Regions from separate parts of the Homo sapiens genome. Here region 1 is linked to region 2. A link is a loop called in an ENCODE intact Hi-C map of the cell type or tissue named here. Cell type or tissue: Caco-2. All regions are shown on one strand. Each heading gives the region's core, and the rest is flanking DNA. Links, peaks and the distances in the headings are about the cores only. Region 1 overlaps PITX1-AS1 (PITX1 antisense RNA 1). Region 2 holds the start of LOC124901072 (a long non-coding RNA gene).

What was found. Hi-C counts contacts between places; a loop is a spot of excess contacts. Peaks named below come from ENCODE experiments on the same cell type or tissue, not always from the same donor. Only the 100,000 strongest peaks of a DNase experiment are listed, where the experiment ranks them.
Region 1: it touches region 2 in a loop (5-fold over the local background); 10 of 110 quality-filtered maps call a loop at or near these places.

What each region holds. Positions count from the first base shown.
Region 1 is chr5:135,185,431-135,188,336 of GRCh38, reverse strand. All of the region lies in intron 3 of PITX1-AS1 (PITX1 antisense RNA 1), which reads right to left. Among named protein-coding and RNA genes, the nearest start is that of LINC02900, 61 kb to the left of the region's middle. In Caco-2, for the core only: a CTCF peak has its summit at 1,268 (motif pointing right); a DNase peak (open chromatin) is centred at 1,286.
Region 2 is chr5:135,132,628-135,135,533 of GRCh38, reverse strand. The region is part of intron 2 of PITX1-AS1 (PITX1 antisense RNA 1); the gene reads right to left. LOC124901072 (a long non-coding RNA gene) reads right to left here and starts at 1,172. Exons shown (of 2, transcript XR_007058944.1): 1 at 1-1,172. RefSeq lists enhancers at 1-199, 200-1,082. In Caco-2, for the core only: no CTCF peak of the experiment used is centred there; a DNase peak (open chromatin) is centred at 1,323.

The DNA of each region.
Region 1 (2,906 bases), core at 238-2,737, 53 kb before region 2:
AATTCTTTCACATTTTTGGGCAAGGTCTTTTTGCCATCTGGAATTAGGTATGTTAGTGAAGCTTATATTTTCAAATATTAGATTTTCTATCATTGTCTGAAATTCTCTCAAAGTATTGAATTGAACAGTCTTACCTTACCAAAAATAGAGGTAGAGTGCAGCAACTAAAAATAATAATGTTTAAAGAAAAAAAAAATCTCTTCCAAAGAGTGAAGCTGAAAAAAGTATCACAGTGTACATCTTTCTAAGAGTTAAATAACCTCCGACAGAGCTACAATAAAACTGATCGGCATTCGCTATCTGAAATGATGTGCAATTAAAAGCTAAGTAAATATTTAAAACAATCTTCCTTGCTCAAAAGAAGAATTGGAAAATTAAACATTTACAGCCAGAAATCTTGGAATCTCAATTTTTATACTTTGCAAGGGTACAAAATAAATGTGGAGATGCAGTTACCAATTCTTGAAAGATTCCCTCTGCAAACAATATCATGGCTTCTACGTGTGTGCAAGCCCCGCAAACATAATGATGCATTAGCTAAACATAAACCCTCTCCGAATTCCTGGTAAATCTAAATATGTACGAAATTAAAATGGAAACAAGGAACAAGTCTAGTGTTAGTCCTTTCAAAATACTAATTTAATAACTCTCCAAGAAATAGAGTGTTTTAGGAAAGGCAACCCAGATGTCAGCATATAAAATCAAGCTATAAAGCACCCTTCAAGTATATTTCAATCATTTTTAAATATTTACATTTAATAAGGACAAGTTTTTATGGCAAGAAGAGGTAATTACACTTATCATTCATGGAAAAATGTACTTTTAATGGCTTGTATATTGATTTGCAAAGGTGAAATAGTAACCTAAAATATGTAATTGTCTTTTTTTCCCTTCTGTTCAGCAATTTGCTGCTCTGGCAAAGCAAAATATGAAATGCTAGATGTGCCGCTGTTAGCGGCGGTGAGGCCGGTGTTGAAAATATTCACTTACACACATTGTTCCCTCTTTTCTCCACGTCTCCTATTATGCTAAACTGAAACCCCAAGTATCTGTGCTTTGGGGGATAATTAGAAGAATCTTATCGGGCTTTTATAGCCCTTCCTAATGAGGCTATTTATTTGGCAAACATTAGCCAGCCGAAGGATTAGTATCACCTTGATATGGACCTTATTGAAGCTGCTACCCTCTTGCCTGCTCTGCACAAAAGCCTATCTTATCAGCAGAATAGGCTCAGTGCAGGCAAGTCATGGCTTCTGAAAATTCACCAGGGGTCAGCCTTCATTAGTCAGAAGTTCTGACCAGAAGCTGAGGCAAATTCAGGTTTGGCCACTTTGAGGCCAGTAAACCCAATCAATTCAGTGTGGTGGGTTGCTGGGAAGATGGGGAGGGGCAGGAGCCCAGCAATCATCTGGGTGAGTCTTGGGAGAAATATCACCAACATTCGGCACACAGAGTTCACCCCTGGGAGGGATCCAGGCCTCCAATTCCCAGGGACCTTCCTCCTTACAAGGAAATAAATACACTTCAGGGATCTCAGAGAGCAAAATGACATAGGCTTTCTCTACCTGTCCATGTCAGCCAGGAAAGCAAGTCAATGGGAACTGGTTACCTGTCCTAAAATACCTTGCTCCAAGCCAATGCCCTCTTATTCTGATGCTTTGACAGAATCCCAGAGGGAGCGTCTTAATTTGATTAAAAGTGATTTTGAAAGTAATTTAAAATGAATTCATAAATAAAATACTCTCACCTCTGGCAGGGAGGGCAAAGGGCTTTGCATGCCTGGACTGGGAAGTCCTGACACATTCTGGAACTCTAAGAAGAACAGACTAGAGAAATAAACCGTTCAGGCAAGCTTTTCAAAATCAGCCAACGTGGAATTCTTAGTCCAAGGCTTCTGACTTCATTTTGGGCAACTAGGCTGGAGGGGACAACCTTGGGGTGGGATGACAGGGGTTAGGTTTGCAAATGACCTAAGGTGAATAAATATTTGTAAAACACTTTGAGAGTTAACGAGCTACACAAGCACCTCGGCTATAGAAAAGGCCTCCATTCCGTCACTTAGGAAATGTTTCAGGGGATCTGATATTTGAGGCCTAAGTCAAAATGTGGCCTGAAGGAGCAGACCCCTAAGGGCAGGTGACCAGACTCTGGGTGGCAGAAGGCTCCATAAAGAACACTGTATTGTGAGTTTGCCTCGAGAAAGAAATTTTCAACTCCAAAATCTGCCATCACTGACTAGCCCTTTCTCTGTTGGTAAGCCTACTTGTGGGTTCTCTCTTGGAATGCCTGGCGACCACTCCCTTCTGGGACCCTAGACCCCTAGAATAACTGCTAGGGCAAGATGGGCATTCTGAAAGGCTGTCACCCCTCCTCCTGAGCTAGGGCTTGACAACGTTCAATCCTTAGAAGGGAGTGAGGACTGAAGCTGCTGGGTTGGCCTCCCTGCCTTTGTCTAAGACAGGCACTCTAACCACAAAAACAACTCTTGCAATTGGCACCGCTTCCATCACCATAGCAACTGGTGCTTCTAGAAAGGCTAAAGAATTGGTTTAAGATTCACAGCCAAATTTAAATTTCCTCAGCTCACTTTGCTTCTCCCTCATCCCCTACCCATCCTCTGGGACTTTCAAGAGCCTGGGGCTTTAGGCAGCTGGCAGGCTGCATAGCAACACCAGCCCACAGCTGCTGGGCTCTGCCTGGGAGAAGCGGCTGTGCACCCATGCCCAAATGCTGACTGATCACCCTGCTGAGACAGGTGAGGCCACTCAGCCTTCCGCTGGGTTTCTATAGCAACGGAATATTTGTTGGACCACTCATGGGGGAAGGGGAAGCAGGAAAGGTAGATTTTCATTCCTGTTATGGAAGCAGCTTGGGTCACAGTGAGCATTTAGGCCTCACTTGGCCAG
Region 2 (2,906 bases), core at 220-2,719:
GCATCACCTGGTCGCAGTGCGTGTGGGTAGACCCTGGCACGTGTAAGGGCCATGTGCAAGCAGCATTCCATTGCACATGGCATGTTGAGATGGAAAGGCTTTGCAGGAATTTGGGGGCCACCAACAATGCTGGCCCCAGCCTGACAATGCTGACAAGGGCTGAGCTGGGTGTAGCAGGTCAGGATGCAGCCACCCAACAGTTAACCCAGAGTGAATCAGGCAGGGGACAACAGTACAGCAGCACAGCAAGATGGGAGAAGCCTGTCCTGAAGCCACAGCAGAACTGAGTCCCAAGAGTCAAGCGCAGCAGCCTTCACAGAGCCTGGGGCATGGGACGTGTGGTGGCACTGAGCCACAGGGATACTATCCTGTGCCAGCCGCCTGCTGTGTTGGGACACTCTTCCTCTCCTGCCCTAGTGACCACTCAGAAACCCAGAGCCGGGGCAGGACTGCAGCTGGTCATCCATTTGCCAGGGGGACCCCCAGCTCAGTGGGGAGAATAGGGTGGCCACTTCCCTGAGGAAACCCCACCAGGGCACGGGAGAGTGGATCTTCTAAAGGGTGCAGGGCCACGACATGGCATGGCATGGCCCTGCCCAGGTTGCCCAACCTGCTGCAGAGGACAGAGAACAAGCACTGTCACACCCTGTGTGGGTTGGGCACCCTTCCTCTCCAATCTCCAGTGCTCTGGGCAGTTTGACAAAGCTGCCTAGCCCCAATTTTCAATGAGGTGAGGCCTCGTGTGTCAGGGCACAGGCACCCATCAGGGCTGGACCCTCAGACCACACCCCTATCATCTGGCAAACACCTGGAGCCCTTTGGCAGCCACCTCAGGTCACAGCTGCTCTAGACGCCAGTCTGCAGGGTCCCAAAAAAACTCTAACAACTAACTGGAAAAACCTACACCTGCCCTTTGTTTCTGGAATGGAACGGCTGGGGTCAAGCCACCCCTGCTAACACACCCCCAGAGATGGGAGGTGTGTTAGCTGGAACGAGGGACCAGAGAGCTGACAGAGGAGAGATGGGAGGTGGCCCCAAGGTGGCCAGGCCTATGGATGGACACTCTGATAGGCAGAGGTTCCTCCTCCCCGTGAGCTGGCATCGGTCTGCATAGAGCTTCCGTGAGGCAGCCTGCGTCCTGCCCCTGAGGCCACACAGTCTGCAGTTTCCTCTTCCAGCCGAGAGCCCTTCAGCTCCCTGAAGATGCCGTGTCCCTTATCGCTCCATAATCATTGACAGGGTAGGGGCCACGTGTCGGGCGGTGAGTGAGGAGACAGAGGGAAGACAGATAAGGGCCCTGCCCCAACTGTCTGGCGGGGAGGACATGAGTGAGGAGGTAACACAGGTTGGCGAGATAAGCACTCCCACATACAGTGACCAACCCCTGCGGGAGCAGAGGAGGGAGCCACCGACTCCCAGGGGTCAAAGGTGGCTTCACAGAGGCAGCCACATTGGGGGTGGACCTGAGTGAGAGGAACAAGTCACCACGTGGCAAAGGGAAGAGCAGGTATGCAGCCAGGCCCAGGGCTGTGGGGGGACTCTGAGAACCAAGATCGGGGCTGGGCAGGGACAGGCCTGGGATCCCCTGTCCCTCCTCCTGCTCACCACACCTCTGCACCACTGAGTCACCGCTCCGGGCCCCTAACCCTTCTCCAAGGCTCCTGATCAGCCAGGGGTCCTCCAGGGGTGAAGCTTACTAGCTGTGGTGGTGGCCAGCATTCATTCATTCACTTGCTCCTTCATTCATTCACTCACACACACACACACACACACTCAATCTCTCTCACCCACCAGAACTGTCACAGGGCCCTGCTTCACAGCCTGGGAGGCTTGTCCAGCCTGTCATACCTCCTCTGTCAGCTCTCTGGTCCCTCGTGCCAGCTAAATTGAGATGGGGTGGAGGGGATAGTCCCAGTCACCACCCTAGTCACGGTAGCTTTTCTGGTCCTTGCACTTACAGAGCTAGCTGGTGGCAGAGAGAAAGCAGGGGCACCGCAGCTCCTGCCTATGGGCAGCATGTGATCTTCTCCCACGTTCTAAATTGGCATCACCCCCTCCCTGCCAGAGCTCATTCACTCAACAAGTATTTATTAAGTTCCTACTCCATTGTCAGCACCGAACAAGTATGTTTTAAAGTTTCCACCCTTACGTCACTGCGATAAAATCTCTCTGCATCCTCACACCTTCCAATCCAAGTAATCATCAAGTGCTTACGGGTCTCCCATCACTGGGCAGCGCTGCTGGACACACTACCTGTGCGGCTTTGAACCTGGTGACTGGGGTCCTGGCTGTCACAGAGCTGAGTGTCTAGAGGGGAGACAGACAGTAAACAAGCGCACACACCAGTGCTATGAAGGCAAAATATGGGAACGCGACCACGTGACATGAGAGTGGGAGCGCTTTATACTGGGTGGTCAGGACCAGGCTCTCTGAGAGGTGATGCTGAGCTCAGACCTGAGTGGAAGTGACACGTATCTGTTCATGCTGTGTTGGCCCACACCAGTCACATGGCCACACTTAACATCAAGGTGACAGAGAAGGAGAATCCTACCACATGGCCAGGAGGAAACCAAGACATTTGGTAGGCAGAACATTTGTTGGTTGAATGGGCTCTTGGAGTCAATGGGGAGGCAGGCCTATGATCTGAAAGAACACCCTGATCATGACAGGTGCTGATGCCTCTGATGGAAGCCAAGACTCAGTTTGGAAATGGGAGTGTAAGTGGAGCCGCACACCAAGCGTATCTCCCCGTTCTTCCCCACTGTGAGCATGGCCTTTGACCAGGTCTTTTGCTGTGATGCATACCCAATCATGAATGCCCTACCTTGGAAGTTCTACACATATTAGATTCGTGTCCTCCAGCCTCTCCCCCTTGCCTGGATTGGCCTCCAAACACACCATCTCAA